Regions from separate parts of the Homo sapiens genome. Here region 1 is linked to region 2. A link is an interaction called in ENCODE POLR2A ChIA-PET data of the cell type or tissue named here. Cell type or tissue: A673. All regions are shown on one strand. Each heading gives the region's core, and the rest is flanking DNA. Links, peaks and the distances in the headings are about the cores only. Region 1 holds the start of LINC02615 (long intergenic non-protein coding RNA 2615). Region 2 holds the start of LOC101927259 (a long non-coding RNA gene).

Evidence for each region. ChIA-PET counts read pairs that join two places held together with the same protein. Peaks named below come from ENCODE experiments on the same cell type or tissue, not always from the same donor. Only the 100,000 strongest peaks of a DNase experiment are listed, where the experiment ranks them.
Region 1: POLR2A ChIA-PET joins it to region 2 with 17 read pairs; 3 of 35 experiments call an interaction of 5 or more read pairs at or near these places.

Annotation. Positions count from the first base shown.
Region 1 is chr4:128,418,114-128,434,479 of GRCh38, forward strand. LINC02615 (long intergenic non-protein coding RNA 2615) reads left to right here and starts at 9,903. Exons shown (of 9, transcript NR_125882.1): 1 at 9,903-10,185. In A673, for the core only: CTCF peaks have their summits at 9,834 and 10,036; a DNase peak (open chromatin) is centred at 9,858.
Region 2 is chr4:128,553,480-128,569,845 of GRCh38, forward strand. LINC03140 (long intergenic non-protein coding RNA 3140) reads right to left here. Exons shown (of 2, transcript XR_007058268.1): 2 at 14,454-15,808. LOC101927259 (a long non-coding RNA gene) reads right to left here and starts at 74. Exons shown (of 3, transcript NR_187927.1): 1 at 1-74. RefSeq lists enhancers at 12,484-12,984, 12,985-13,485. In A673, for the core only: a CTCF peak has its summit at 12,283 (motif pointing right); a DNase peak (open chromatin) is centred at 12,312.

The sequences.
Region 1 (16,366 bases), core at 4,935-12,934, 140 kb before region 2:
ATGATGTGTGCTTTTTTGGGCTGAGCTCTGAGAATGAGGTGTGTAGATTAAAATTGTACTGGGACTCTGGCCTGGCCTAGAAGAAAGTTCAGGAGTGAGTGTCAATGTTGTGGTTGGGACTCAGTCTGGTTGGAGGGGAAATAGTTGACTAATGGAAGGAGGCAAAGGCAAATCCTGAAACAGGCAGGCTTGGGAAGCAGGGAGGCCCTTAACCCAGAGGCAGGAGAGAAAAGTCTTGATTTAAATGTTCGAAAAACGGACTGAAAATAAATCAGTCTCTTTTATTAGTATACGGCCTAAATTTACACTTCTAATGTCACCACCAAAGAATAACCCATTTGTTCTAAAAGGCTGGCGTCTTTAGTTGGCTTGGTTATCCAGTGAGGGAGATGTCTTTTCTGGGTAGACATCCTTGGTACATTGTGGATAATGCTGTACCTTCCAAGTGGGTTTACATCTTTTTTTGAGGAGCTCAGATTTTTATTTCACCTTAACTTGGAGCAGGTAGATTATTTAGGACTTCTGCTTCTCTTCGTTTTGGTTTTCTCTTTGGGAATTTTGCAGCTCCTGGACTGGAAAGGGATTGGGCTTGGTTTTGCCAGGCTTCTCTATGGAGAAAATATGACATGCCTTGATGCTCATTTCTCTGAGCCTGAAACATATTTTACATCATAATTGGCTTTGAGGGTTTTAGAAACAGGACATGACCAGCTTTTTTGAAATTAGAATGTTTGTCAGGTCATACCTGATGAAGAAAATATCAGAAATATGAACACTAAGGTAGAAATTACTTTAGAGTGAATGTTGGTTGATGGAGTCATTCGTTGCATTAAACAGATATTTATTGAATGCCTGATACTGGGAACTGAGTAATAAGAAAAAATAAGGTGTTTTCTGTTTTCTTAAGAGGCCCACAGGAGCTGAGAAGGCAGCCAATTACCTGTAGAAAGCATGATAAGTACTATGGACGTTTTGCTTTGCGTTAGGAATTTCAGTACAATGCTGCAGACAAAGGTCTCTCTAACCAATATTGTCCTCTAAACAGGAGTATTTTTCATGAACAATCTCATATGTTAGCCAAGGTTATGTTTGTTCCTGTAGGTTACCCATTTCACAGAGTGTAGTTGTTTTGATCTATGTCAAAAACAACCTATGTGCCCTGTATCCCAAAAGACATTAAAATGGCTTGGCCTGTTTTCCCCACACAGGCTTAGAAGCATTACAAATACTGTATATTGTTAAGTTTGAAATGCTAAAGAGAAAATTTTCAGTATAGAATTTAATCAGCCAAACTTAATTTCTTCTGGAAGAGCTAAATATATAAGCTATTGTACAGTTTTAGATTTCTGGGAAAAATAAAACCTTACTTTTTATTAATTAGCATGATAATTTTTTCAAAAGTGACCAGACAATTGTTTTAGGATAGCTCCTATTTAATATAGTTTCCAGAGGGAATATTTGCTCTGAGATGTGAGAGCTTCCTGTTTCTTACTGGAAGCCCAAATGAGAATTCAAAGTATGTATGTGTGTGGTAGTGATGGTGGGGGCACCCATTACTTTCCAATATATCAGTATAACTCCTTATTCTTATTCATTATTATTCACTTGGTTCCTCTTACAATATGAATAGAAGGAGAAAAACATTTATAGATTACTTAAAACATTTTATGAGAAGAAAGGGAACAAATTAGCCCATTTGAATCACTAGCTTTGCAGAGGAGAATGGGCAGAAGATATATTTAATCTTTCATCAAAGACTTTATTCGAAATTACTAATATACAGTTTCACTCAGAACAGCACTAAATGAGTTATTAGGACATTTAAACAAGATCATCATTGTTTTTATTAGCAGCATTATTCCTTACTCCTTTTGTTAGAAAAACACCCTGCAGTGTGTGCAAATCTGTTTAATTGCAATGCTTTTACATTTTCTTTCAAATGTAGTTGACTTATTTTATAAATATTTCAAGTACATAATTGCTATTTTGCTTTAATGAAATCACAAATGTATTTAGATAATCTAAGAGGTTAGAATACATTGCTCCTATGTCAGGTTTGTAGAAGAAGTAAGAATGACTTATTGACTTTATTGACTATGATCCTGAGGGAGAGTCTTTCACCCTATGATCCTCCTTTGTAGTAAACATCTGTGGCATTGCATACACCTGGGCTTCAAGCCCAGTTCTTTAACTTACTAGTTGGTGTGATCTTAGGTAAGTTCTTTATCTTCTTTGAGCTTCCAGAATGTTCTGTAGATTTTATTGAGTATAGTAATATGAACTTGCCAGACTGATAGGAGGATAAATAGATAATAAAGTACCTAAGAGAGGGCCAGGCAAATAGTAAGTACTCAATCAACGTTAATTTCTTTCCTTGTCAGCTCCTTTTGATTGATAGAGGAGACTTGCTAAAGAGATTCTTGAGGTTCTGATCCCAGTTGTCAGTAGAGATCCATCTTCTTTTCTTTATTACTGAAGTTAAGAACTCTAGATTTAATCCAAGACCATTCCTTCTATGTGCTGTGCAAAAAAAAGCATGTCTTTAGTCATATGCATCCTGTCTTTGTGGTTCAACAGTGGTCACAATAGCAAACGTGAAGATATCGTGCTGATCTGGAATAGAGAAAAGTGGAACAGATGTAGAATTTGGGGCTTGGCTAAGGCTGCTGGGAAATTTGCATTAGGTGGCCTAGCTGGGAATCCAGAAAAGCAGGTGTTTTTGCAAGGATATGACCTGGGGTGGTGGTGGTGGTAGTGGCATGGGGTGGTCCAGGAGGCCACAGGGTACAGGGCCTCTGCCCCCCTTTTACTGGGGCAGAGGAAGCTACGTGCATCCACAAAGAATCCATTCCACAGCCAGTGATCACTATTTGCTCCTAGAAAATATCTAGGAAATTATCCATGTTCTTATCACTTAACCCTATAACTCTAAGTCCACACAATGCTCATTGACACATTGAAATGAAACCAGTTGCTTCAGTTAATGATGTAATCCAGTCACTTCCCATATAGGCACATCTTTCTTAAAGCCTCATGCTGGAGAAGATGGGTTGGCATGATTGTGTGGCTTTCACGTGATACTGTCCTCTGGGGAGGCATAGGAATAACGTCGCCTCGAATGTATGACCTTGAAAATGTGTGATGTACAATGCATTCCTTGGTACTGTTGCCTAGAGAATAACAAGAAAGTACTTAATGTGGTTGTTATTTGTTCCTTGCTACTTCCCTGGGCAAATTTCCATTCCACCTTAGAGGTATGGTGGAAACAGAGGCAGCAAGGCCAAATCTTGACTGTCCATCAGTCGTTTCTGAGATTTGGAGCAACCAAAGGCTGACCTGGGCATTTCTGCTCATTCCAGGATGGGCTTAGAGATTCACCAGGCCTTCCTGAGAATGGAAGTCTTTTCTGTACTTCTCACAGAGCCCAGAGTGGCATCTATACCACAAAATAGTTGCTCACTATGGATCAACTTATTGGATGAATAAAAGTTTTTCTGAGATAAGCCCTTTTTATATTTGCCACTTATACTTGTGGACAGTTGTGCCTTGCATTGTTATCATCATCAATATCATTGTAATTGTCATTAACAGGAAACACCTGTAAGGCAATATCCAAGGTGTTATGCAAAAAAGAATGAGAGACACAATCAAAATAGAACTTTTGAGGGCAATGACCAAGTCTTTTTTTGTTAACTTTTATTTTAAGTTCAGGGGTACATGTGCAAGATGTGCAGGTTTGTTACATAGGTAAACGTGTGTCATGGGGCTTTGTTATTTCATTACTCAGGTATTAAGCTTAGTATTGGTTAGTTTTTTTCCTGACTGTCACCCTCCACTCTCCAATAGGCCCCAGTGTGTGTTGTTCCTGTCTATGTGTCCATGTATTCTCATCATTTAGCTCCCACTTATAACTGAGAACATGTGGTATTTGGTTTTCTGTTCTTGTGTTAGTTTGCTAAAGATAATAGCCTCCAGCCCCATCCATGTCCCTGCAAAGGATGTGATCTTGTTCTTTTCTGTGGCTGCATAGTATTCTATGGTGTATATATACCACATTTTCTTTATCCAGTCTATCATTGATGGGCATTTGGATTGATTCCATATCTTCGCTATTGTGAATAGTGCTACAATAAACATACACATGCATGTGTCTTTATAATAGAACGATTTATATTCCTTTGTGTATATACCTAGTAATGGGGTTGCTGGGCTGAATGGTATTTCTCTTTAGGTGTTTGAGGAATCACCACACTGTCTTCCACAATGGTTGAACTAATTTACACTCTCACCAACAGGGTATATGCATCCCTTTTTCTCCACAATCTCGCCAGCATCTGTTACTTTTTAACTTTTTACTAATAGCCATTCTGACTGGTGTGAGATAGTGTCTCACTGTGGTTTTGATTTGCATTTTTCTTTTCTTTTTTTTTTTTTTTTCAGACAGAGTCTCATTCTGTCGCCCAGGCTGGAGTGCAGTGGCACAATCTTGGCTCACTAAAACCTCCGCCTCCCGGGTTTAAGCAGTTCTCTGCCTCAGCCTCCTGAGTAACTGGGATTACAGTCGTGTGCTACCATGCCTAGCTAATTTTTGTAGTTTTAGTAGAGACGGGGTTTCGCCATGTTGACCAGGCTGGTCTCAAACTCCTGACCTCGTGATCCACCCATCTCAGCCTCTCAAAGTGCTGGGATTACAGACGTGAGCCACCGCATCCAGCCCTTGATTTGCATTTTTCTAATGATCAGTGATGTTGAGCTTTATTTATCACATGTATGTCTTCTTTTGAGAAGTGCCAGTTCATGTTCTTTGCCCCCTTTTTAATGGGGTTGTTTGCTTTTTGCTTGTAAATTTAAGTTCCTTATAGATACTGGATAATACAACTTTGTCAGATGGATACTTTGCAAAATTTTTCATCAATTCTGTAGGTTGTCTGTTTACTCTGTTGATAGTTTCTTTTGCTGTGCAGAAGCTCTTTAGTATAATTAGATTCCATTTGTCAATTTTTGCTTTTGTTGCAATTGCTTTTGGCATCTTCATCATGAAATCTGCCTGTGCCTATGTCCTGAATGGTATACCTAGGTTGTCTTTCAGAGTTTTTATAATTTTGGGTTTTACACTGAAGTTTTTAATCCATCTTGAGTTAATTTTGGTATAGACCAAATCTTAAACGACTTTTTATTTCTAGAGCTTAGCCCAGTGCTTGTTGCATAGTACTGGCACAGTAAGTTGTTGAATGATGACACCTGAAAAAGTGAATGTGTATGATAAGAACAGATCAATAAAAGAGCTGCAATAGCTGAAGAGCTATATCTTACACCCCATTTTCCCTTTTATTTAATCAAACCACCTCCCCAGCACTTCCCACCCCACATCTGAAATAACTCTCTTTTTCTTTCATTTGAGAAAGGAGTGTATATTCTATCCCAGTGCTGTTACTTGGATCTATTAAGGGAAGCACAGGCTATAGTGCTGCTGTAATGCTAGGATTTTGGCTGCCTTGAAATTTAAGAGAAGAATTCTTTCTAATACTAGAAATAGATCAATATTGAGCTCCTGCTTTTTCTCTGTGCCCAGAACACCTACTGAAATCAGGAGGACCTGGCAGTGTGTGGGAACAGTGGAATGGGGGCCTTTGTCTGTTAATTTGATTTTCATTCTTTCATTTCACTCCAAAGGTGATTCTGAAAAATAAATGCATTTATAAGGCTATTAATAACCATATTTTCCTCTTGATCATTATGATTAAGTTGTTGGTACTGCCAGGTGCCTGCTGCTCCCATCACAAAGCCCTGAACAATTTTGCTTCATCATTTGACTACACTGAGTTACTCTATGTTGGAGGAGTTGCTGCTGATTTTTTCCTTCTCCTGTCAGTTGATTTAAATTCACACTGGAAACAGAGAATCAAGTTTAAAATAATATTCTAAATCATAAAAGTCATTCTTTGGTTAAGGAACAATAAGTCAGCTTTCCTTTTATTAGACTATTCCCAAGAAGGGTTTCATGGTCAAAATGTCACAGCTGGGTTTTTTTCCACATTTTTTCTTCTTCCATCCTGAGTGTCTCATGATCCAGTTGTTCGTTGAAGCCTGCAATCCCTGAATAAATATTCTCCTCATTGTATTTACTGCAAAAATGTTCCACAGATCTCCATGAGTTAACTCCCCAGACCCCAATATTCCAGTTCATGCTTTGCAGTGTCATGGAGCAGATCAGAGTACACACCCTGCAGAAAGATGCCCAGTTTTGAGCCCCAGCTCTGCCCATCTACTTGCTGTGAGATTACCAGCCTCACCAAACCTTTGTTTCTTCTTATGAAAATTAGAATCATAATAGTATCTACCTCCTCAGTTGGTGATGAAGAGTAAAACTTTCCTGGAATACTGACAGTGCTCAATAGATGGTAGTTTTATTATTGTGAGAATGAGAAAAGCAGTTCCCAACATCCAGCAGCTGGACAGACAGCAAGAGTTCTTGGTGTTCTCCTGCTGAAATAAACATTTTCACAGGATATCAGCATTAGACAAGGCCACTCTGTGATCGTGAAGGATAAAGAAAAAAACCAAGACCATTGTGTAATTATGTTTCAACACAGATAAATTATGGACATTGTCCAAGACACAAAACTGACCAAACATCCCTTTATTCTGGCTAATATGAATGACTGCTGATTTTTTTAAACCAATTATGGCTTTAGCCTGGCTCTCTTCATCCCTTTTTCCACATAAGATTTATCACGATACTTAGTCATAGAAGTACTTTTGCTTCCTGATAGTATCCAATCAACAGCAAAGTCCACTTCCTTAAACCCTCCCAAAAATCACCTAACAGGACCAACATTCTACACTAAATCCTTTCTAATACTTTCTTACTGAGACACTCCATGGTTCCTCACTGTGTGTGTTCTCTCTTGCCACAGCACATGATTCAACTACACGTGTATTTCTGGTAGTCTCTGTCTGCAGGGCATTGACAGCTACTCCTTTTGAAAACCACAAGTCACAGGATTTAAAGTCATATAGCAAGGAAAGGACATTTTGTGACCTTGGATAAGTTATTTAATGTCTCTGTTCATTTTCCCACTTGTTAAAATTAGGGGACTGAGCTCATGCATTCTATGTGCCTTTTTAGCACTAACATGCTATGGGTATCTGTGTCAGACACTTACCAACATTAGGAGTGCTGTGGAACAGAAATACTTAATGCAGGAATGTCCTCAAATTCTGATCTTTCCTAGACTGCCAAAGAAAATCCTGTAATTCCAAATTCAATTTATCCCCTCCTCCCACCTCTTCATGAAAAGGAGCTCTTTCTTTCTGGGAAATAGGCTAATATGCTGAGAGTAGAGGAAGGAGAAGAAGGAAAGAAAACCACGTAGGCTGGGAATGGAGAAGGAGATTTTCTGGGAATCACAGAGACTGATAGAGACATGGAAACACCAGAGAGAAGTGGCTGAGAGGAAACAGGAAAATAAAGCATTGTGTAGATCATGTATTTGTATCCCTTTTATTGCCTTTAAAAAGTAGCAAGTAAATAATAGGATTGATTATTGAGTAATCTGGGTTGTTGAATAGTGTGTCCTGAAGAGAACATTCATCAATAATTGAATGTGAGTTTATAGGATTTGGGGAACACATTTGTTATATAGTCAGAGAACCCCCCAAAGAAGGCCTGTTTCTCCTGGAGAGCTTGCCACTTTATAGTTAATAAAGGTAAGAAGAAGCTTCTTTTTCAAACATTTTCAGGATTTAACCATTCACAGCTTCTCCTGATCTCCATTCGGAAGGACCCATAGAGTCCAGCCCTTGTGTGGGCGATAATGAGAATGTGCTTACATGGAGCTGGATGAAAGAGGCAGAAATCAGTATCACTAGTTTAAAGGTTTATGAGGCTTAGTTAATTAAAGCTTTTAATTTGCACGGGAACCCAAAGAAGCTAATCTTTGTCAGATCCAAACAGTAAGATGACTAGCCATTCTGGTTTTCCCATAATGATGAGGTTTCCTGAGATGGAGAACTTCCAGTGCTAAAACCAGGACATTCCTAGGCGAACTGAGATCAACTTAGCATTCCTCTTCCTCACAGACTCAAGTTTTCTTCCATTTAAAATGCTGTTACAGACTGAATGCTTCTTTCTAACATGTTCCCTGTGCATCAGATCTCTGCTAAATAATGGAGTCCTAGAACTGGAAGGGATGCTTAGATGTCATGAGGTCATCCACTGCCTTCCAGTAGGTTTCATTCAGCTGGGCTGTTTAGATCATCTGCTCCTAAAAAACGATGTGCTGGGAAACAGAGTCCACAGATAGTGTAGAGTCTGATACTTAGTCTGTAATTTTATAATCCTTACTATTTGCTATTTGAATATCTTTCATATTATGTGGTTTCTTTTTTTCTTACACGTTATTATAGGATTGAGAGGTGTGGCTGCCAGTTTCTGCAGAGGAATTATGGAGGTTGAGTTTAGAAGTTCATGGTTCTAGCAATAGCCATGGTTTGGGGGGAAATTACTGCTTTGTTTTGGCAAATGTAAATATAAGTTTTCAGGAAATATGTGCCTAAATTAAGAGTGCAGTGTTTAGACGGTTCCCCCAAACTGCTGTTAAAACTATAAGGAGATTGGCTTGTCTCATTGATAAGGAAGAAAGTTGCTAATATTTTATTTCCTGCTTGTTTTATTAATTCTTTATATTTGATATTCTCTTATATCCTACTCAAATATGTGTATAGATCTCAATAATTCTAAAAGTTCAGGGAATGGAATTCATTTTTTTTGGTAAATATATTGCCGTTTTCTATCTCATTAGGGTAGACAATTTGTCTATCTCAATTGGCCAAACTGCTATTGGGTCGCAGTCGCCTTAGCTTGTGTAAACTATAAAGAACTGGTTCAGATACTCTATATGGAACTCTGTCAAATTCTGGTTCCCAAACCTTGGCTCAGTTTAAGACTTCAAGATACACACATAAATGTAAATAAATAAATTAAAAGTATATATATATATTTATTGTTGTTGTTGTTATTGTTAGATAGATTGTTTTGTCCCAAAGGTATAACCAGTACGTGGTCACTATAGTAAATACATAAATTACAGAAAAATAATAGGAAGAAGAAGAAAATTACTCTGATTCCACCTAAAGATAGTGATTGATTTGGGGGTATTTCTTTTTGCTCTTTATTTCTATGTAGTGTTGTTTGTTTCACATATTATAATATTGCATCCTACCCTTTTCACTTATAATTATAACACAAGCATTTTTCCATTTAATCATGAACTCTTTTTAAATAACATGTGTAATGGTTGCACAACATTCCATGGCATGCTGTAGCATTTCAGTAGAACATAGCTCGGTGGAGGAGACAACAGTATACACATAGAGTAAGCTTAGATTATGTTCTCAAATTAGTTAGGCAAGAATGTAAAATCTGATGGGCAGCAAGGTGTCCTCAGAGGATGGGAGCAGATGCAGGATAAATCAGCATGGCTTCTCTTACTCTGTGCTGATCCTCATGAGGCACGTGGCTGCAGCTGATATCCTTCATAGCGGGTCTCTGGATCTGGAAAGCTCCACAATCCTTTCACCACCCTTTTATATGCTTCTTGGAAGAATTTACACCAACAAACTATGCATTTTTGTTGAAGATAATTATTACAACATTGAACTTTTCTGGAACCAAACTCAGCAAAGAATAGGTGATGTTCTCGTCTTGAAGGACATATAGGGTATCAATTTATTGCCTCACAGCTACAAATTCACTCTTCATTGCATGCTCTGAGAAAATGGATATGGGCCCTTTAAATATTTTTCTTTGCCAGATGGCACCATGTTAATCTTTGTCGGTAGAGGGTGCATGAGAGACATGATAGGAGGAACGGGCTTTGCTTCCTGGTCTGACCATTTTTATATGCAAGCTCCTGGAATGCCTGTGGTTTCTCCAGCACCTGGGTCCTGCTGGCAACCAGCAGCACCCAGTGGCCAGCAGCGTACTCTTTCACCTCTTCTTGGGTGACTTTGTGGAATGCTCCAATGTGACATCTCCCTGTGAACGCCTTTCCTGACACCCTAAAAAGTGTCAGGAATTTCCAGCAAGTTCCAGAGAGCAGGTTTCCAGCAAGTTTGGTCAGTATGACACCACAGCGATATCTCTGCCATTCACTGAACTTGGATTCTTCCTTCTTCAGTGAGGTATGGATTTCAACCCTGGATTGGGAAGTGGCTGGGGACCCTTCCCTGGGCACTGTATCCCAGCCCTGGGGACAGTGGCTGCTTCATATTCCCGTATCCATTAGCATTCTCTTCTTTTTTTTTTTTTCCTTTCCAACTTTTATTTTAGGTTCAGGGGTACATGCGCAGGTTTGTTACATGGGTAAACTATATGTGATGGGGGTTTGGTGTACAGATTATTTCATCACCCAGATAATAAGCATAGTACTTGACAAGTAGTTTTTCAATCCTCACCCTCCTCTCACCCTCCACCCTCAAGTAGGCCCAGGTATTTAGTTTCCTTCTTTCTGTCCATGTGTACTCAATGTTTAGCTTCCACTTATAAGTGAGAACGTGAAGTATTTATTTTCTGTTCTTGCATTAAATTGCTTAGGATACTGGCCTCTAGCTCTATTCATGTTGCTGAAAAGGACAAGATTTCACTGTTTTTTATGGCTGCGTAGTATTCTGTGGTATATAATATGTACCACATGCTCATTATCCAGTCCACCATTGATAGGCATCTAAGTGGATTCCATGTCTTTGCTATTGTGAATAGTGCTGTGATCAACATATGCATGCATGTCTTTATGGGAAAATTATTTATGTTCCTTTGTGTATATACCCAGTAATGGGATTGCTGGCAGTTCTGTCTTAAATTCTCTGAGAAATCTCCAGACTGCTTTCCACAGTGGCTGAACTAATTTACGTTCCCAACAGCAGTGTGTATGCATTCCCTTTGCTCCACAACCTCACCAGCATCTGTTATTTTTTGACTTTCTAATAATAGCCATTCTGACTGGTGTGAGATGGTATCTCATTGTGGTTTTGATTTGCATTTCTGTAATGATTAGTGATATTGAGCTTTTTTTCATAGGCTTGTTGGCTGCATGTATGTCTTCTTTGGAGAAATGTCTGTTCACGTCATTTGCCCATTTTTTAATGGGGTTGTTTGTTTTTTGCTTGTTAATTTATTTAAGTTCCTTATAGATTCTGGATAGTAGACCTTTGGTGTATGGTTTGCAAATATTTTCTCCCATTCTGTAGGTTGTCTGTTTACTCTGTTGATAATTCCCTTTTTTGTGCAGAAGCTCTTTAGTTTAATTAGATCCCACTTGTCAATATTTGTTTTTGTTGCAATTGCTTTTGAAGTCTTTGTCATGAAATTTTTGCCAGGGCCTATGTCCAGAGGGTACTTGCTAGGTTTTCTTCTAGGGTTTTCATAGTTTTAGGTTTTACATTTAAGTATGTAATCCATCTTAATTTGTGTATATGGTGTAAGGAAGGGGTCCAGTTTCCATTTTCTACATATGGCCAGCCAGTTATCCTAGCACCATTTATAAAATAGGGCATCCTTTCCCCATTGCTTGTTTTCATTGACTTTGTTGATTATCAGTTGTAGGTTTCTGGCTTTATTTCGGAGTTCTCTAACCTGTTCCATTGGTCTATGTGTCTGTTTTTGTATCAGTATCATACTGTTTTGGTTACTGTGGCCTTGTAGTAAAATTTGAAGTTAGGTAGTGTGATACCTCCAGCTTTATACTTTTTCCTTAGGATTTCTTTGGCTATTTGGGCACTTTTCTGGTTCCATATGAATTTTAGAATAGTTTTTCTAATTCTGTAAAAAATGTCATTGGTAGCTTGATAGGAATGGCATTGAACATATAAATTTCTTTGGACAGTATGGCTGTTTTAACAATATTGATTCTTCCTATCCATGAGCATGGAATATTTTTCCATTTCTTTGTGTCATCTCTGATTTCTTTCAGCAGTATTTTGTAATTCTTGTTGTAGGGATCTTTTACCTCCCTGTTTAGCTCTATTGCTAGGTACTTCTTTGTGTTGCTTTTGTGAATGGGGTTGCATTTTAAAAAATAATTTAAAAAATTTTGAGGGGTACATATTAGGTGTACATATTTATGAGGTACATGAGATGTTTTGGTACAGGCATGTAACACATAATAATCATGTCATACAAAATTGGCTATTTATCCCCTCAAGTATTTATCCTTTGTATTACTCTTTTAGTTATTTTAAAATAACTAAAATTATGCTTTTAGTTATTTTAAAATGTACAATTAAATTATTGTTGACTATAGTGCCCCTGTTATGCTGTCAAATACTAGGTCTTACTCTTTCTTTCTATTTTATTTTGTACCCATTAACCAACCCCACTTCTTCCCTGCCCTCCCACTACCCTTCCCAGCCTCTGGTAACTATCCTGTTCTCTATCTCTGTGAGTTCAATTGTTTTGATTTTTAGATTTCACAAATAAGTGAGAACATGTGATGTTTTTCTTTATCTGCCTAGCTTATTTCACTTAACATGATGACAGCCAGTTCCATCCATGTCGTCGCAAGTAACAGAATCTCATTCTTTTTTTTGTGGCTGAATAGTACTCCATTGTGTATAAGTATGACATTTTCTTTATCCATTCTTCTATTGATGAACACTTAGGTTGCTTCTAATGTTGGCTGTTGTTAACAGTGATACAACAAACATGGTAGTGCAGATATCTCTTCAGTATACTGATTTTTTTCTTTTGGTACATACCCAGAAGTGGGATTGCTGGATCACATAATAGCTCTATTTTAGTCTTTCAAGGAACCTCCAAACTGTTTTCCATAGCGGTTGTACTAATTTACATTTCCACCAACAGTATATGAGGGTTCCCTTTTCTCCATATCCTCACCAGCATTTGTTTTTGGCTGACTTTTGGATAAAAGCCATTTTAACTGGAGTGAGATGATATCTTGTAATTTTGATTTGCATTTCTCTGATGATCAGTAGCATTGACCACTTTTTCATATGCCTGTTTGCCATTTGCATGTCTTCTTTTGAGAAATGTCTATTAAAATATTTTGCCCATTTTTAAATCGGATTATTAGATTTTTTTCCTATAGGGTTGTTTGAGCTCTTTATATAGTCTGCTTATTAATCCCTTGACAGATGGGTGTTGCAAATATTTTCTCCCATTCTGTGGGTTGTCTCTTCACTTTGTTGATTGTTTCCTTTGCTGTGCAGAAGCTTTTTAACTTGATGTGATCCCATTTGTCCATTTTTTTCTTTGGTTGCCTGTGCTTGTGGGGTACGACTCAAGAAATTTTTGCCCAGACCAATGTTCTGGAGAGTTTCCTCAATATTTTCTTGTAGCAATTTCATAATTTGAGGTCTTAGATTGAAGTCTTTATTTTATTTTATTATTAAACTTTAAGTTTTAGGGTACATGTGCACAATGTGCAGGTTTGTTACATATGTATGCATGTGCCATGTTGGTGTGCTGCACCCATTAACTCGTCATTTAACGTTAGGTATATCTCCTAATGCTATCCCTCCCCCCTCCCCCGACCCCACAACAGGCCCTGGTGTGTGATGTTCCCCTTCCTGTGTCCGTGTGTTCTCATTGTTCAATTCCCACCTATGAGTGAGAACATGCAGTGTTTGGTTTTTTGTCCTTGCGATAGTTTCCTGAGAATGATGGTTTCCAGCTTCATCCATGTCCCTACAAAGGACATGAACTCATCAGTTTTTATGGCTGCATAGTATTCCATGGTGTATATGTGCCACATTTTCTTAATCTAGTCTATCATTTTGGACATTTGGGTTGGTTCCAAGTCCGCTATTGTGAATAGTGCCGCAATAAACATACATGTGCATGTGTCTTTATAGCAGCATGATTTATAATCCTTTGGGTATATACCCAGTAATGGGATGGCTGGGTCAAATGGTATTTCTAGTTCTAGATCCCTGAGGAATTGCCACATTGACTTCCACAATGGTTGAACTAGTTTACAGTCCCACCAACAGTGTAAAAGTGTTCCTATTTCTCCACATCCTCTCCAGTACCTGTTGTTCCCTGACTTTTTAATGATTGCCATTCTAACTGGTGTGAGATGGTATCTCATTGTGGTTTTTATTTGCATTTCTCTGATGACCAGTGATGATGGGCATTTTTTCATGTGTCTTTTGGCTGCATAAATGTCTTCTTTTGAGAAGTGTCTGTTCATATCCTTTGCCCACTTTTTGATGGGGTTGTTTGTTTTTTTCTTGTAAGTTTGTTTGAGTTCTTTGTAGATTCTGGATATTAGCCCTTTGTCAGATGAGTAGAATGCAAAAATTTTCTCCCATTCTGTAGGTTGCCTGTTCACTCTGAGGGTAGTTTCTTTTGCTGTGCAGAAGCTCTTTAGTTTAATTAGATCCCATTTATCAATTTTGGCTTTTGTTGCCATTGCTTTTGGTGTTTTAGTCATGAAGTCCTTGCCCATGCCTATGTCCTGAATGGTATTGCCTAGGTTTTCTTCTAGGGTTTTTATGGTTTTAGATCTAACATTTAAGTCTTTAATCCATCTTGAATTAATTTTTGTATACGGTGTAAGGAAGGGATCCAGTTTCAGCTTTCTACATATGGCTAGCCAGTTTTCCCAGCACCATTTATTAAATAGGGAATCTTTCCCCCATTTCTTGTTTTTGTCAGCTTTGTCAAAGATCAGATAGTTGTAGATATGTGGCATTATTTCTGAGGGCTCTGTTCTGTTGCATTGGTCTATATCTCTGTTTTGGTACCAGTACCATGCTGTTTTGGTTACTGTAGCCTTGTAGTATAGTTTGAAGTCAGGTAGTGTGATGCCTCCAGCTGTGTTCTTTTGGCTTAGGATTCACTTGGCAATGCAGGCTCTTTTTTGGTTCCATATGAACTTTAAAGTAGTTTTTTCCAATTCTGTGAAGAAAGTCATTGGTAGCTTGATGGGGATGGCATTGAATCTGTAAATTACCTTGGGCAGTATGGCCATTTTCATGATATTGATTCTTCCTACCCATGAGCATGGAATGTTCTTCCATTTGTTTGTATACTCTTTTACTTCACTGAGCACTGGTTTGTAGTTCTCCTTGAAGAGGTCCTTCACATCCCTTGTAAGTTGGATTCCTAGGTATTTTATTCTCTTTGAAGAAATTGTGAATGGGAATTCACTCATGATTTGGCTCTCTGTTTGTCTGTTATTGGTGTATAAGAATGGTTGTGATTTTTGTACATTGATTTTGTATCCTGAGACTTTGCTGAAGTTGCTTATCACCTTAAGGAGATTTTGGGCTGAGACGATGGGGTTTTCTAGATATACAATCATGTCATCTGCAAACAGGGACAATTTGACTTCCTCTTTTCCTAACTGAATACCCTTTATTTCCTTCTCCTGCCTGATTGCCCTGGCCAGAACTTCCAACACTATGTTGAATGGGAGTGGTGAAAGAGGGCATCCCTGTCTTGTGCCAGTTTTCAAAGGGAATGCTTCCAGTTTTTGCCCATTCAGTATGATATTGGCTGTGGGTTTGTCATAGATAGCTCTTATTATTTTGAGATACATCCCATCAATACCTAATTTATTGAGAGTTTTTAGCATGAAGGGTTGTTGAATTTTGTCAAAGGCCTTTTCTGCATCTATTGAGACAATCATGTGGTTTTTGTCTTTGGTTCTGTTTATATGCTGGATTACATTTATTGATGTGCATATGTTGAACCAGCCTTGCATCCCAGGGATGAAGCCCACTTGATCATGGTGGATAAGCTTTTTGATTTGCTGCTGGATTTGGTTTGCCAGTATTTTATTGAGGATTTTTGCATCGATGTTCATCAAGGATATTGGTCTAAAATTCTCTTTTTTTGTTGTGTCTCTGCCAGGCTTTGATATCAGGATGATGCTGGCCTCATAAAATGAGTTAGGGATGATTCCCTCTCTTTCTATTGATTGGAATAGTTTCAGAAAGAATGGTACCAGCTCCTCCTTGTACCTCCGGTAGAATTCGGCTGTGAATCCATCTGGTCCTGGACTTTTTTTGGTTGGTAAGCTATGAATTATTGCCTCAATTTCAGAGCCTGTTATTGGTCTATCAGAGATTCAGCTTCTTCCTGGTTTAGTCTTGGGAGGGTGTATGTGTCAAGGAATTTATCCATTTCTTCTTGATTTTCTAGTTTATTTGTGTAGAGGTGTTTATAGTATTCTCTGATGGTAGTTTGTATTTCTGTGGGATCGGTGGTGATATCCCCTTTATCATTTTTTATTGCGTCTATTTGATGCTTCTCTCTTTTCTTCTTTATTAGTCTTGCTAGCGGTCTATGAATTTTGTCAATCTTTTCATAAAACCAGCTCCTGGATTCATTGATTTTTTG
Region 2 (16,366 bases), core at 4,844-12,843:
GTGGCGTTTGCTTTCATTATGTGTGGAGGCTGCCTCGTGAGCTCGCTGCGTGGCTGTCGGAGGAAGAGCAGAACGCTTCCCAGAATAAGCCTCCGGTATTATCTTTGAACATATGTTCTTGATTAAATGAGAAGAGGAAAGTCTCTTCGTTTTTTCCTATTTGGAGGTTAAAGTGGAGGGTTTCTCTAAAAACAGATTGCAGTAAATTGTGGGTTTATTTGAACAGTATGTCAACATTATTTACTCACGGTAAAAAAAAATCTCAAATTGATAGGTTTCTTTTAATTACCTCATCCTGAAAGCTGCTCTCAACAAACAGCAAATATTTCAGAAGCCATTTGGATAAGTCTGGAAATGTTGAATTATTGGAAACCTGCCGAGAATAATACCTTTGAAAATGTTTCCATAGTTCTGAGTATAAGAAAACTTGATTAGCAAACAGCTTGTCTCTGAGCAAACTGGGTATTGCCTTCTGTGATCTTGCTGGCCTCGTAAAAGATGGCTTGCAAGATTTTTGTGTAATACTGATCACACCACCCTGGAAAACAGGTACCTTTCTGGGGCTCGTTATTATTGTCTGTCACTCAGACTAGAGTGACCTTGTTTAACCCCACTACAATAATATCTTCCTCTTGAGTTCTGTCCAGGAAACACAAAAGCTAAATGAAAGAAGATTCAGTAATTGAGTTCTCAGCAAGTCCAAAGAGCTCTTCTAGCAAATCCAGGCCAAAACATATTTGACCAAAGAATGTTCTTTGACTTCATTGCTCGGTCTCAACTAGATGGAAAGATGGGCTGCTGGGCAGAATCATTCCTAGAGCCCAAACCTGTTTGAGGATGGGGTAATTTTCCTGGTGTCACTCATGCAGGTTTAAAGAATCTCAAAGCTCCTAACAGATGTTTAGGTGAATGAGGTAGCTGAGAGAAAGACAGAGACTCATATGTAAGCCAAGGACCCTTATACACATACACCCTTAGGCTCATGTTCTTCTGTAATTTTCTTTTGAGAATTGCTTGTGATGTTTGCCTTGTGTATGCATGCGTGTGTGTGTGTGTGTGTGTGTGTGTGTGTGTGTGTGTGTGTTGAAGGGATGGATGAGTTGGCAGGGGTAGGGGGTATGGGGCCTATAAATGAGAGATTGGGGTGGGTGGATTGGGGACCTACACACTATGATTCAGTGTGGGCCCCAGGTTCCCAGGGCACATCCCATACTTTGGGTAACATTTCCTGCACCAGCATATAAAACTGAGTTTACTCCTTGGGATACTTCTAAACTGAGTATCTCATTAAGAGTATTTCATCTGAAATGGGCATATGCAGGCTTGATTTTAGGACTGCTGTATAAGCTAGTAAAATGTACTAGTTGTTAATTATTGAAATATCCATTAGTTGGTAAATCACTGCATGAGACCCACTGAATACTCTACACCACCCCAAGTGTACCCTGGCCTTCACTTCTAGGACCTCCTCCCTGGCCTCCTCTAAATCCAGGAACTAAAGACTTAATGGCCAGCACTTTGGGGGACCTCCAGGGCCTGATTTGGCACTACAACTGGCCCTTGAACCTCATCGGCAGACAAGAATTCTGAATGTAGGCCCCGGGTATATGTACAATTGTCAGGAGCCTGAGCCTCAGAGCAATTCTCCTGGTGCCTGCCCAGATGTGGACCCTCAAGGCAGCCAGAGCTCCTAGCTCCCTTGACCATGGCTTGGGTTTATATAGAGGAGGTCAGGCAACAGAGACTTGCCAGGGCAGTGTTCCCGGTCATGCCAACAAAAATCACTTTTTAAAAGAAGTTCTGAGCCATTGGGAGATCAAAGCTTCTTTCTTTCTACCCTTGCAAGTCATTTCCTCCACATACCAGTGTGGAATCCAGCAGCCTTCACTGTGGAGACCAGTGCAGAAACAGAAGATGTAATTCTAGTCCCAGCTCCAGCACTTAATACCTCCATGACCTTGGGCAAGGGACTTAACCTCCTCACACTGCAGTTTTCTCATCTGTAGAGTATTGATGTTTGACTCAATTCCTTCCAGCTGTAATAACAAATAATTTTGAGTCCTTAAATTTATGTTTACTAGCCCATTCACCCACCCTGTCAATGGATATGCCAGTAATCTTCAAAAAGAAAGATATCATCTGCTAACAAATAATGTTTTGAACACAAGTTAAGGTAAGAATGATGCCAACTGTCCAGTGCAGTCTGAACAAGGGCACTGACATGCACAAGATGAGGCTGGCTTGCCCCCCTCCTGTTACCACATCAGTAAACACATATGAGCTCTCCAGCTGCACTCGGTTGATGGAGCATCACACTAATGGGGCCATGACCATTGATTCAATTCCTGCTCACTTAAAGATAATTTTAACCATCTTTAAAAAACATGTTGTGGCTTATAAAGGGCCCCTAAAAAGTAGGTTATTTTCCCTATTAATAATAACAGGTCAATGCAAATCCATTATTATTATTAGGGGAAATAATCTCAACATATAAGCATCAATTACATAAACTTCAAAATTAAGGTGACATTACATTATTAATGGTATGTATTTGGAATGTTTTTCATTCTTGACTCATTTTGAGTATTGGTAGCTATAATTTATACATTATAACATTTCTTTAAGATTTTCTTTGGTTTCTCAAATTGTAAATTTTTTATATCTTCAGGGTAGAGAAGGGGAAGGAAAGGTTCCATCTCTTACTTTAGAATAAATATCAGTTATAACTTAGGAGCTAGTATACAGAAATGCATTTTGTAGATTTTTATTATCAAGCTCTTCACTACATGGAGATTATACTTCTTGATGTTACACTATAGGCATCAATGAAGATGACTAGGATAAAAATACGGTGATACTGTTGTTTGCAATTGGGAGGATTATTGTTTTAGACTTGTTAAGGACAAAAAATCAGTGCTTTTCAGAGAAGTTTGAGTTCTGGCCTGGCCTATGTGTCTACATGATTCAATGACACAGTCTTGATAGACAAAACAGTTGTGATGGCTTTGGGGGTCACTCTTGCTGGTTTTTAAGAAAGTGAATTCTGAATGTGGATTCTCTTCTCATTCACCTCTTTCATTTTGGCTTCCCTTCTTATCCCCGTAAACAAAAATGCTACTGGACTCAAACTCCCAGCTCAGTTTTAGGAATTGTGGCCACTTTTTTTTTCACAAGCAACACTGCAGACACTTATTTAATAAAATAATTTAAGCTGTGGAATTTAATACTCTTGATTTAGGAAACTGAGGATTTGTCCCTATTAAACATCCTATTTAAGCACTAAAAAAATGATAAATGGTATTTCCAGATGATGTACTACTTCAAGATCTACAAATAATTGCCAAAGTGCAACATGAATAAATTACTATTCCTTTAGCAATTTAACCTCTGTCAGGGTCTCATGAGAGTTTGTTAATTGTTGTTGTGTTAACATTTTAGGTTTTGTCCAAACTTTCTTATGATGCCAAATTTACTGACTCACGCCCTATTCTTCCTTACATGTGTGTAAAGGAGCTTTCAAGACCCGCTGGTAAAATTGAAGACTAATCCATTAAGGCTTAGCAACGAAGAAAGAATCTGCACCTTGGGAGGAACAGCTAAGTATCATGGCCAAAACTTGTTCCTGGGGTTCCTTTTTCCCTTGAGGGTTTCTTGCTTATGGTGCTGTTGTCCCCACATTAATCTCTGCAGAACACTCCTCCAATAATGTTTAATCCAAAGGTAAACTCAACTGTCTCCTTTATTTTCCAAAACACACAGCATGGCTGTGACCAAACTGGAACTATTTTTTTTTTTTAGGCAGGGTCTCGCTCTGTTCCCCAGGCTGGAGTACACTGGCACAATTATAACTCACTACAGCTTTGAACTCCTAGACTCAAGTAATCCTCCCACCTCAGCCTCCCGAGTGGCTGGAACTACAGGCATATGCCACCACACTCAGCTAATTTTTTCTGGAGAAGGGTTCTCACTCAGTTGCCCAGGCTGGCCTCGAACTTCAGGCCTCAAGCAATCCCCCCACCTTGGCCTCCCAAAGCCTGAGATTCCAGGCATGAGCCACTGTGCCTTGCAAACTAGAACTTTTAAACAAAATTTTTAGGCACCAAAAAGTTTGGGATAACAAAAGAAAACTACATACTAAGGAGAACATAAAAATGGACTATCTGGTTTGCAAGACTCAACTCTTAACTGTGTTTCTGCCTCTATTGGAGGAAATCATCAACCTCTACCACTTAGCCATAGGCCAGGTCCCAGAGAGTGATGAGTCTTCCCTTTCTATCTATCTCAGGCTCCCTTTTTCCATCCAGGGACCCCTTTTCCCTGGATAAGAGATAGGGGGAATGTCTGCCCCTTCAGCAGACATTCAAGCCCTCCTTGGCAGAGCCTTATTCTATGACCTCTGCAAGCTCAGGAGGCACCTGGATTGCTCAGCAGCCCCAGGAGACACACCAGAGCATAAGGGGTGTTGATGTTTGGGACACTGTAGGAAAGTCAGGACCAAACCCAAAATGCTTTCTTATAACGATGCTTCTTACCCTTATTTGTGTTTATAACATATTTGCAAATGTTAAGACTCTTATCAGTGTATTTGAAGAAATTAAAAATGAACAAGTCAACAACAATTATAAAACAATCATTTTGGTTGGGCGCCAGGGCTCAGGCCTGTAATCCCAGCACTTTGGGAGGCTGAGGTGGGCAGATCACTTGAGGCCAGGAGTTTAAGACCAGCCTGGGCAACATGGCACAACCCCATCTCTTCTAAAAATACAAAAATTAGCTGGGTGTGGTGATGCACACCTGTAGTCCCAGCTACTTGGGAGGCTGAGGCAAGAGAATTGATTGAACCTGGGAGGCGGAGGTTGCAGTGAGCCGAGATCGTGCCACTGCACTCTAGACTGGGTGATAGAGCGAGACTCTGTCTAAAAAAAAGAAATTTAAAATAAAACAATCATTTCTATAATATAAAAACTTTATCACTTTTATCAATAAATTTTATCAATTTTAAAGTGATAAGAAAAGTGATAAGCTTTGCTACTGTTGAATAGAACAATGTATTGATCTGACTTATATTCTCCAGGCCTCATGTGGTCACCACCTATGTTCTATTCCCAGAAGTTGCTCCTTTGTTCTACATCATGTTGCCTCTGCTCATTGAGCTCTGTGGTCCATCTGATGGACATCGTAAGAACAGGCTTCCTACGCAGATGTCACCAAAATCAATGTTGCATGTTGTTCAAAATTTGTTAGCACACTTACAGAGCTTTCTCAGACATACCAAAGTGCCCATGACCTTAGTTGACAATCACAGTACTACATTCTTAGGGTAACTTGAACAAGGTCAGAATTTTTATATTACGTAATTGTGACTAATCTTGTTATATGAACTTGCTTTTAGTATACATATATAGGTATATGAAAAAATATTTGCATTTAAATTTCCTCCATGTGTGAATTTAGATGTATGAGTTTAGGGGGGTGTGTGTGTTTTATATAAACAATATGGCAAGGAATGCTGGCTAAAATACAAAGATCTACAGATGACTCTCTCAGGATGGGCCCTTGGGTGTTGTGGTGTGGTGACTACCTCAAAACAAAGGGAAATGTTTTGCTATGAATTTCCTGTTCATGGAAAACTATATGGTTGAAAAAAAAAAATCTTCTTTCCTCTTGAGAACTGTCCGTGTGCCAAAGTAAGAAGAAGCTCCTGAAAGGATTACTCAAGCTTCCCCTCCCCCACATCTTCTCCTCATCCCCAAAGCCTAATAATTCTGAAAAAGATGAAATGGAAGGGCACTTGTCACTAAACTTCTTAGCACTTTAAAATAGCCAGACGCATTGCCTGAGACTATGGCAAGTTTGGACTCACACCAGCCGTGAAAATACTCTGTCTTTTTTTAGGAAGTAAATTGCATACACATCACAAAGAGTATTCTGAAAGTGGTTTTCTTTCTGCTTTGTCTGAACGACTTGCACGTCAGCCTTAACCATGCTCTGAGCTCATAAACATGTTCTTCAGCTTGCCAAACTCCCCAACCTCTGCTCAGTTGCCAGAGTGGCGGCATTGTATTACTCCGTTGCTAGGAGGGCAAGACAGCTGAATCCTAGGCCTAGAAAAGATGTCGAGATGGTATATGTAATGTCCTTGTTTTATAAATGAGGAGCTTAAAGCTCAGAGAGACTGCATGGCTTGCTGGAGGCCACAAGCTTGTCTGTAATAGTCTTGGAGCTGGTTGATTCTGCCTCCTCAGTTGATTCAAGGCTGTAACTCCTGCACCATTACTGAAGCCCTTTGAACACTGCCAGATACTATGTAAATGTAAGGTATCTGTGGAAGGCTGAAGCTGCCAGACGTTTGTCTGTCGTAACGAAGGTTTCAGGGTAAGAGGAACTCTTTCCTTCAGCCAACTCCCTCTGTCTCTTCTAAAATGACTGAGAATATACAAGAACCTTTTAGCCTCATTATGTGAAGCCTTGAGAATATAAAGTTTGTGAGCTGGACACAGTGGCTCATGACTGTAATCCAATCGGAGCTACTCTGGAGGCCGAGGAAGGAGGATCGCTTGAGCCCCCGTTCAAGACCAGCCTGAGCAACATAGCAAGACCCTATCTCTAAAAAGTTAAAAAATAAATTAGCCAGATCTGGCAGCACATGCCTGTAGTTCCAGCCACTCGGGAGGCTGAGGTAGGAGGATTGCTTGAGCCCAGGAGGTCTAGGCTGCAGTGAGCCATGATCATGCCACTGCACTCCAGCCTGGGCAACAGAGTGAGACCCCATCTCTTTTAAAAAAAATGTAAAGTTTGGGGTAATTTAGATATGAGGACATATTCTTACAGAATAACTTCAAACTAAGCATTTATTTTCAGAATGGTGAGTACTTATAAGAGGAGTTGTGTCTAAAATCAGTAGTTCAGAAATGATTTCATGAAAATAACTTCATCTTCTAGGTTTAGCATCTAATTCTACAAAGAAAAGAAAATATTATACTTATGACATATTACTATGTAACATCCTGAGGCCCACTGACTTGTGATTGGTTTTATTCATTTCATTCACATTAATCTTAGTTTTTATCCTTCCTTCAAATGTGGGCTGGATTGTTTGACATTGTGATCACACAGAAGTAACAACATACATGATTCGCTCCCCTAATTCTATAACGAACTCTCACACAATTGCATTGTTCCATTAAACCCATCACTTGCCCTTCACCCCTTCTTTCAGTGCTTCCAAATTTTTGAGGTTCAAATATGCATTATCTTATCAATAAAGACAAAAATCTACCAGAAATGGAGGAAATATAGCAGAGCCATTTTCTTTATGACAAAAAAAAAAAAAAAAAAAAGGAATCATCTTTTGCTTTAAATGGGTTACATCAGACAACTTTTAAAGCATATTTCCTGTGGGTCTGATTTGGGTTGTGATATCTACACAGACCGTGTAAACACAGACCGTGTAAACACAGACCGTGAGATTTGCTTTCTTTGTTTGGAGAAAAGATTTCCTGAGTTCCTTGTCCCAGGCTAATTTTTAGGGCATCTTCATGGAATCTCATCAAAGTTTACACACAATCATGTGAAACAATTATATCTGAAGTAACTTATTTACTGATTGGCCAGAACTCAATGGAATTTATTCTCCTGTCATTGCCTGCAATCATGCTCTTGGATCTCTCTTCCTCATTCATGGCTTTGCAGTTGCTTTTAAGTGTAGTATTAAGGTCTGCTGGAGTTAAATCTCCCTGCTCCCATATCAGGCCTCACCCTGATATGGGAGCTTCAGTAATCTCGGTAGGGAAGGGCAGCGTAGTCTTTCCTTTCTTGTTTTTGTTTTTTCTTTCCTTGTTCCTCATTTGTCGCCCCTGGTTCTCTCTTCCTTCTCTATGTGGCACCAGGGAGGAGGGATTAGGAAATGCCTCTTATCTGTCAGTGTTGTTCTAATCTCCATCTCTGTATCCTTGGAGTTCTCCCAGGGCCCTAGGCTGTGGCTATTTACTGTGACCTTTGGTAGTATACCTACAGCCTGGGCTCCTTTTACCCTGCTCTATCTTGGAATCTAATCTACTCTCTAGCCCCAAATCAATGCCTGGACCATCTTTAGCTTCTATCTTTTACCGGTGCACATTCACTTGCTGTGGTTTCAAATCAAGAGATTTATTTTAGTTAGGCATTGTTTTTCACCCTGGGTGCTTTCTCCTATTTCATTTGAGTCTAGCCATGTAATTTAAATTTTATTTTATTCAGGATCTAAATGTTTTATAGTAGTAGGGTCCCCTGGAGTACCAGGTCTGTTCTACTGGAAAGTAGAGGTTAGACCTATGAGTTTGGGAAGCTTTGCAAAAACCCAGGTAAGGAGTAAGATGACCAACTCTTTATTGCATGCTTGCCTGTCCCTATGAATGTGTCTCTTGAGATAAAGTATCAGACTTCTCTATACCTACATAGTTTCTTCAAATAATCTTATTTTTAAATTTCTAATCTTATATAGTCTAGACAGAATGATAACGGTTGGACTGCTATTGCCATGTGTTTTTAAGTCTTTTAGATTTTGTGTGAGTACTTAGTACTTATTGTCCCCAGCTTTGGGGCTCTAAGTCAAAATTCTAAGACAGTAGGGAACATCCCATCTTGTTCTGTGCATGTTTGAGACCTTGTGTTTTTAGATCATAGTTCTTAGCCTCACTGAGGAATCTAAACATCCCTTAAGCCAGTCAATCCCAGCCCTACTGAGGACCTGAATTCTACCATTATAGAGTTGTCTGGTGAGAACTGTAGTTGGGTAAAACTGGTTATATGTTTGACTTGAGATTTCTGGTGCCCTCTTTACAGGATCTAAGGATTTAGAATATACCACTGTGGCATGTTTGGGATCTTCATTAAAATTTTGGAAAAGGAAAATCAGAGCAATACATCTTACAGTGTCTTCACCTTGGGCTTGGACTTCCTCCCAGGCAAGCTGTGTGTCACATGGACTTAGTAGTAAACTATTAAAGAAGGTGGCGTGAATGAGACAAGCTCCCGGAAAGTCAGGATAATGGCCACCATAGCCATTAAGGGCAAAGCCGCTGATGTCTAGTGGTTTCACAAAATTCCCCATCCAGAGGTTTCCCAAAAGTGTTAGGGAAGTCTTGGGGAGGCTTCAGCAGCTCAAAGTACATTGAGCTGTATTGTAACTACCTGATTACCACTCAAGCATTATTAAACTCTAGAAATGTTTGAGTTCTGGTAAGATTTCTAAACACAGATATCTAAGGGGTAACAGTTTGGAGTGTCTGTCATCTTATTCTAATTTTCTGAGTGCTCACCACTACTCCACAGCCATATTTTTGTGCGATGCAGTTCTCTGTGTTTGTTTGTTTGTTTGTTTGTTTGTTTTTTGTGACAGAGTCTTGCTCTGTTGCCCAGGCTAGAGTGTAGTGGCATGATCTCAGCTCACTGCAACCTCCACCTCCAGGGTTCAAGCGATTGTCCTGCCTCAGCCTCCCAAGTAGCTGGGATTACAATCGCCTGCCACTGTGCCCAGCTAATTTTTGTATTTTTAGTAGCGATGGGGTTTCACCATGTTAGCCAGGATGGTCTCAAACTCCTGACCTCATGATCCGCCTGCCTCGGCCTCCCAAAGTACTGGGATTACAGGCGTGAGCCACCATGCCTGGCTGTGCGATGCAGTTCTCTAGCCATAATTGATTAGCTTGGAGTGGACAACTTGACTTCTAGGCTCGATCTTTATTTCAAGAATTTGGAATTGGCACTGAGAATAATTTGCCCTTGTGGTTGAAACTTGATACAAACTCGGAACTTTGCATGGAGGAAAAAAAAAAGAGAGAGAAGAAAAGACAGATGGTTTCTTGTCCCCTGAGGGTTTTCCAGTCTCCAGAGCACTACATAGCTCTTGGCATCCTTCTAATGAATTTCTCTTTTAGGTAAATATAGCTCGAGTTGATGTCTCTTATTTAAAACCAAGATAGCTTTGACTAAGACAAAGAACCCTCCAGTTTTTTTTTTTTTTTTTTTTGAGACAGAGTCTCACTCTCGCCAGGCTGGAGTGCAGTGACACGATCTTGGCTCACTGCAACCTCTGCTTCCTGGGTTCAAGTGATACTCCTGCCTCAGCCTCCCGAGTAGCTGGGACTACAGGCGCGTGCCAACACACCCAGCTAATTTTTGTATTTTTAGTAGAGACGGGGTTTCACCATTTTGGCCAGGATAATCTTGATCTCTTAACCTTGTGATCCGCCCACCTTAGCCTCCGAAAGTGCTAGGATTATAGGCGTAAGCCACCACGCCCGGCTCAGTTTTTTTGTTTTTTTTTTTTTAATTATGATTTCCATGCTTACACTTTTGTTTATGTCGTGAGAGGAGGGGGAACAGGGATAATGGAGAGGGGGTTGCTGCTTTGGTCAGACTTCGGAGTTTCAGACAGCAGGCTCCACTAGAGTCAGTCTAAACAGAAAAGCGTATGTTAAAGAGTATTAGATAGTTCACAGAATCTCTGAACAGAAACATTCTTAGAAGCTCCATGACCAAGAACAGAGCAGCCAAGTACAACACACCCAGAAGACTGCCCGACTAAACCATGGGATTGTTCTTAGCGGCCCGTGTGATAGGGACTGGATGGCAGACATATTTCCACAGCTACCCCAGGGAAACCCAAATGCTTCTTTCACTACTGTTATTGGAAAAGCCTGTCTCACTGAGAATTCAGCCATTTCCTCAAATTACTCACTTCCACCTCCAAGGGTCTCATTGGGGTGGGCTGGGAGTGGGTGTAGAGCTTAGGTCACATGCAGATTCCTAACCACAAGAAAGTATGGAAAATACAATTCTTTTACCTTCCAGCCTGTAGTAGATAGAAAGGCAAACTAGGAGAGCGTTGGAATGAGTGTTGAGTGAACAAATATACAATATCTTCCTCAATGTCCATCACTGTGCTGTGGAGAAAGAAATGTGAATTCTTCAAATGTCTTTCAAACTATCAGAAAAATATGCATCATCATAGCTTTGCAGGGAGAATGGGGAGGGAAGGCACAGAGTGTGGGCTTAGGAAGCACTTATAGATTTGCCATGGGAATGAAGTAGTTTTGAAATATATTAATATATGTTTCTTTTTTGAACTTCCTTTTGTGTGACCGTCCTCATCCAGTTAGAGGTGTTTATTGTGTCAGGAATGATCAATATTGTTGAAATATAAAGGAAAACAAAGTGTCAGCTTTAGTTTTTGTCTTCCCAAGTAGCATTTAATCCAAAGAAAGATAATAATATTGTCTCAGCTAGCCTTTGCTGAGAGAGAAAAGGAGTTCTTTTTTATTCTCAGACCTCTCTTTCACATACAAAACCCAACTTGGATTAGAGTTTTACTATGAGCACAGCATAGAGAGGACAGAAGATACAAGAAAGGAAGAATCAGTAGAAAGGCTTCCTCTGTGAGAGAAAGCAGAGAGATTGGAGGGAATTCGCTCAGGGTGGGGATGCTGTTAGGTCCCTGGAAAGGCACCTCCAACTCTCCAGACTTAAATCAAAGGGCGAAGAAGAGGAGGGTGATAGAAACCACAGATACTGCGGGTGCGAGAGAGTCTGAGAATGTCCAGTCTGATGGATGTTCAGATAGATTGGCCTGAGATGCTGTCTGGTAATAAAGATTTTCTGTTTGACCAAACTTTGGTCAGGCTCTTCTGAGTCCTTTTCTTGACTAGACCTTGACCTTGGTCTCATCCTGACTTTGGGCTGCATAGCCCAGTCTTAACGAAGGATCTTGCTGAATCATTCCCCACCCTAGATATCTGATCAAGTTCCTCATCCCTCACTTTGATGTGTAAGTCCTTAGCCTGCCTTTAGCAAGAATTCTGTAAGGCCAGTTTAGCAAGAGTCCCCCCTACTCTTAATATCTCTTCTTAGTAATTTTTCATCCACCGACTCCTTCACTCTGCTCATTGACTATAAATCCTAAGCTATCTCTACTGTATTCAGAGTTGAACCCAATGTCTTTCTCCTATTGCAACAGATATCATCTCTACTACAGCAGTCTTGAATAAAGTCTTCCTTACCATTTTTACAAGTGTCTGGATAATTTTTCTTTAATACTGGTCCCCAGCGTCTCCAAATGGTATGTAGGAGAACCCAGGGTTCCACATGAACCTGGAAGGGGTTCACAGAAGTTTTGATAAAACAGTGACTGTGCAGAGGCCTAGGGACAAGACAAGGTAATCACAAAGGGTAGAGGCTTCACATCTTGAGGCAATGGCAGGGACCCCAGAGTCCAGCAGTGGGCCAGGCACGACTAGCCACACCTTGGCGGATACCAGCAGAGGGCATCAGAGACCAGACCAGCCTGAAGAAGACCTGCTCTCTGGAGAACTAATGTGCCCACTCTCAACCTCCCTCACTCCTGAGAGGCCGTCTTGGAAAGGAAGAGGGAAAAAAGGGCCCCCTTGAGAAATTTGAAAAAATCAGCACTGAGAAGGAATTTAACTTTGAATTGATTGAATATTTACCCCCAAAAGAATGAGTTAAACTGAAAGAGACTTTCCTAAAAGCAGAAGAGACTGAGGTTTAAGTTTTTTTTTTTAATTGTCTCTGCTACTGACTGGGAATGGGGCCCCATAGCAAGTTGGGATAGATAATGGAAAATAAGAAAGAGCTACATATTTTTTCTTTTTTTTGCACATCTGAGTTGTAATGTTTACATTTCAACCTCCCTGAGTGTAGACTGAGAAAACTGTACAACCCTTTGGAGCACGTCTGATGGTGGTTTGGAAAAGGCTTGGTAGCCTAATGAGAGTCCAGAGAGGATGATATGAGTTGGAAAGGATAAAGGTAGTCCTTTTCTTTTCCTGGGAGCCGAGGTTGGCTTTGCAAGGACTCCTGGGTTTCTGGTGGGCCTAGAGAGAAGACCAAAAGCCTGCTCGGCCAGCTAAAGGTACTGAGTGCCAAAGCTGGGGCAGTGGATGGCTGGGGTGAGGGTCCACAGGACGCTCAATGCCAGCAGAAGGGGACCTGTGGGGGTATGTCCAATACCTGTGGAAGAGGGGCCCCGATGGACACTCGTGACCACCGTCTCGTGGCATGAGGCAGCCAGAGGCAGGATGCTGCCAAGGCCAGAGACCAGCCAGGGAAAGAGACCAACTGAGAACAGACTACAGAGCTTCCCAGCAGTAGATGTCCACCCACTGCTCAGGGACCAGTACAGCCACCAGAAGCCCCTCTCCCATAAGTGTGAGGACCTGACTGAGCATTTACTCAAAAGAAATTGATTTCATTTGAAAGTGTAAACCTGAGATGGGCAGATCATGTTAATTGGCAAGTTTAATTCTATTTCCCACAGTTTAGTATAGTGACAAAGAGCATAAAGTCTTGAGTCAGATGACCTGCTCTTGAATTGGCACTGTTTGCTAGCTATGTGGTCTTGGGCAAATAACTTAAATCTCTGTCACTCGCTGCTCATCTTCTAAATGGGGATCCTGATAGTACTTCCTCCTAGGAAGTGTAAGGATTAAATGGTTAATATATCTCAAGCACTGAAAAGAGTGCCAGGACACACAGCAATCACTGTATAAAGGTTCGCTATAACAATTGCCCTACAGGATGTGGATTCACAAGGAAGCTGGAATCTGTTATAGAAACATTAAAAAAAAAAAAAGCTCCACATGTTTGCTCCATCTCATCCGTGGTGTGTAAATTTTGGACCCCATCATAGACAGATCCTTGGCTCCAATAGCATCACACCTAAGGCAGCGGCCCCAGGGGGTAGTATGTCAAAAGTCCTGCTTCATTCAGGAGGCTAAACTCAGAAACCTCAGCTTCTGAAGTCTGTCAATATGCACCCACACACCCCTCTTTAGAGTGATTTCTTTTAGCATTCAGGATGGTTTTCAACCCAGAGACAACAGGCTGCCCCCCTGCCTTGGTCTGACTGCCCGTTTTAGTTGCTATTCTTTTATCTCTCACAACTGGGTGAAGTTGCTCCCTGAATTTTTATAGCACTTCAGGAAGAGGCAGGCTATTGTTACAAGAAGAACGTTTAAGTATATTGTTCACTTTTTTTGAACAGAGATTGTCGATGTTATTTTTAAATTCTAAACCTTTGGGGGCAGTAAGAGTTTTAGGGGAACAAACTCTTTAATGCATAATGAGACTGGATCTGCGCTATTATAAAATGGGAGAGCCCTGGTGTCAATTGCCTGTGGTAGAGTGTGGCATTAACCAAACTAAGGTCAGGCTTCTATTTTAGCATGGGCTGAGGCTAACTGTACCCCCTGCTCCCTGGAGTCAGGCTCTCAGATGGCTGCCTATGGATTTGTTCAGGCATTTACTCATTGAGGAGGTAGTGGGGACAGGAGGAGAACTCACTATGCAACTACCATTTGCTGAGTGCTTGTCACATGCCAACATTGTACCGGGCACTCTGTATTAAATACTGCATTGGTTTCCTAGGACTGCTAGAACAAATCACCACAAACATAGTGGCTTAAAACAATATAAATTTATTATCTGATAGTTCTAGAATCTAGAAGTCTGAAAATAAGTTGTCAGCAGGGCCATGCTCCCTCCCAAGGCTCTAGAAGAAAAAGAAATCCCTTCTTTCCTCTTCCAGCTTCTGGTGGGTCCAGGTGTTCCTTGGCTTGTGGCTGCATTGCTCCAGTCTCTGCCTCTGTGACCACATTCCCGTCTCTTCTTCTTTGTGTCTTCTTCTGTCTTAGACACTCATTATTGGCTTTAGGCCCTATCTAGAAAATCCAGGATGATCTCATCTCAGGATGCTTAACTTAATTATATCTGCAAAACCCCCTTTTCCCAAATAATGTCACATTCACAGATTCTGAGTTTGGAACATAGATATATCTTTTGGAGGGTTCACCATTCAACCTACTGCCGATACCTCTGAAATTCTCACAAAGTCTGAAATCATCCATCATTATCTCAAAATTGAACTTCAAAAAGTTTTCTTCAGTTATTCAGGATTACACGTTTCGTAAGTGACAGAGCTGATTTAAATGCGGGATTGTCTGGTTTCAAAGATGTTGTTCTTTCTACTGTATGATACTAAAAACGACAACAATAATCAATGATCTTAGCTGGCATGTCCTGGATGCCTATGGATCAGGCACTATGCTGGTATTAAAAGTATTATTTCTAAAGTTTCTAATAATCCTACAGTAACGTCTTCTTATTCACAATTTATAGATGAGGAAACAGAGAGGCTCAGATGAGTTAAAAAGGCTCAAGGTCATACATATAATAAGCAGGAATTTGAAATCAAAGGGAAACCAAGTCAGATGACTTTAGAAAAATCTTCAAAGCACTGAGGAAACTGACAGATAGTAGGTTAGCAGCATTACTTTGGGCAGATGAAGAATTGGAAATGTCTCTTCGAAGGGCATTAAAAATTCCTGAAACATTTGGGATCAATTTAACCCTACCTGGTGCAGTGTGTTATGGGGCGATTTCCACACTGTAAGGGAAGCAGAGATTTGGGGCATTTGCATTTTTTTCTTTTTCCAGCCCTCAAGCCATTCTCTGTTGTCAGATCCAGTCCATGCCTTGACTTTGCCCATTTATAGAGGACTGTTTTGATGCTACAGAAAGCACGATCACTCTACTTTGAAAAGCATTTAAGCATTTTCAGAGCTCAGTCTCATTTCATTTTGCTCTTAGAACAGTCCCTGAGGTTGGTAGGGTGAGTATCATTATCCTCATTTACAGTCCAGGAGCCTGAGTTTCGAAGTGAGTTGTTACTATTTGCTTCACACAGAGGCAGAAGCAACTTGAAGCCTGACTATTTGAATGCAATTCTAATTCTTTTTCCAGAGCACCAAGCCTGTTTTAGATTAAGAAAAAAATTCCAAGAAAAAAAGGAAAAAATTGGCTACCATTAGCTTTAGGTAGGTAACACACACACATATTCTCTCTCTCTGTCTCTCTCTCTCTCCTGCTCTTTCTTTCTGTCTCTCTCTCTCTCTCTCTCACACACACACACACACACACACACACACACACACACAAAGTGATAAAAAGGTCTCCTTTCTCTTTTCAGTCTTGAGAATAAATGACTGCATTTCCCCACTGGTACTCAGAAGTGATTTGCAATTGAGAATTCTTTTTTAAGGGCAGAGGGCTCTTTTGTATGACCTTATTTTCCTTGTAGTTCCAAACAAGTGGGCTAAGCATGCTCTATTATGTCCAGACTGGTGTTTATAGTCTCATCTTCAGATGATAGATGTTACTTTATAATGCTAAACCTGATATTACACAATTCTCAACCCCTCTTCCAAAGACTGGGCTGCGTATGCCAAAACTTTATGATGACAAATCATAGAATTGGAAGGAAAGAAATGTGATACTCAAACTCTACTAACTCAGATAATATACAGAAATA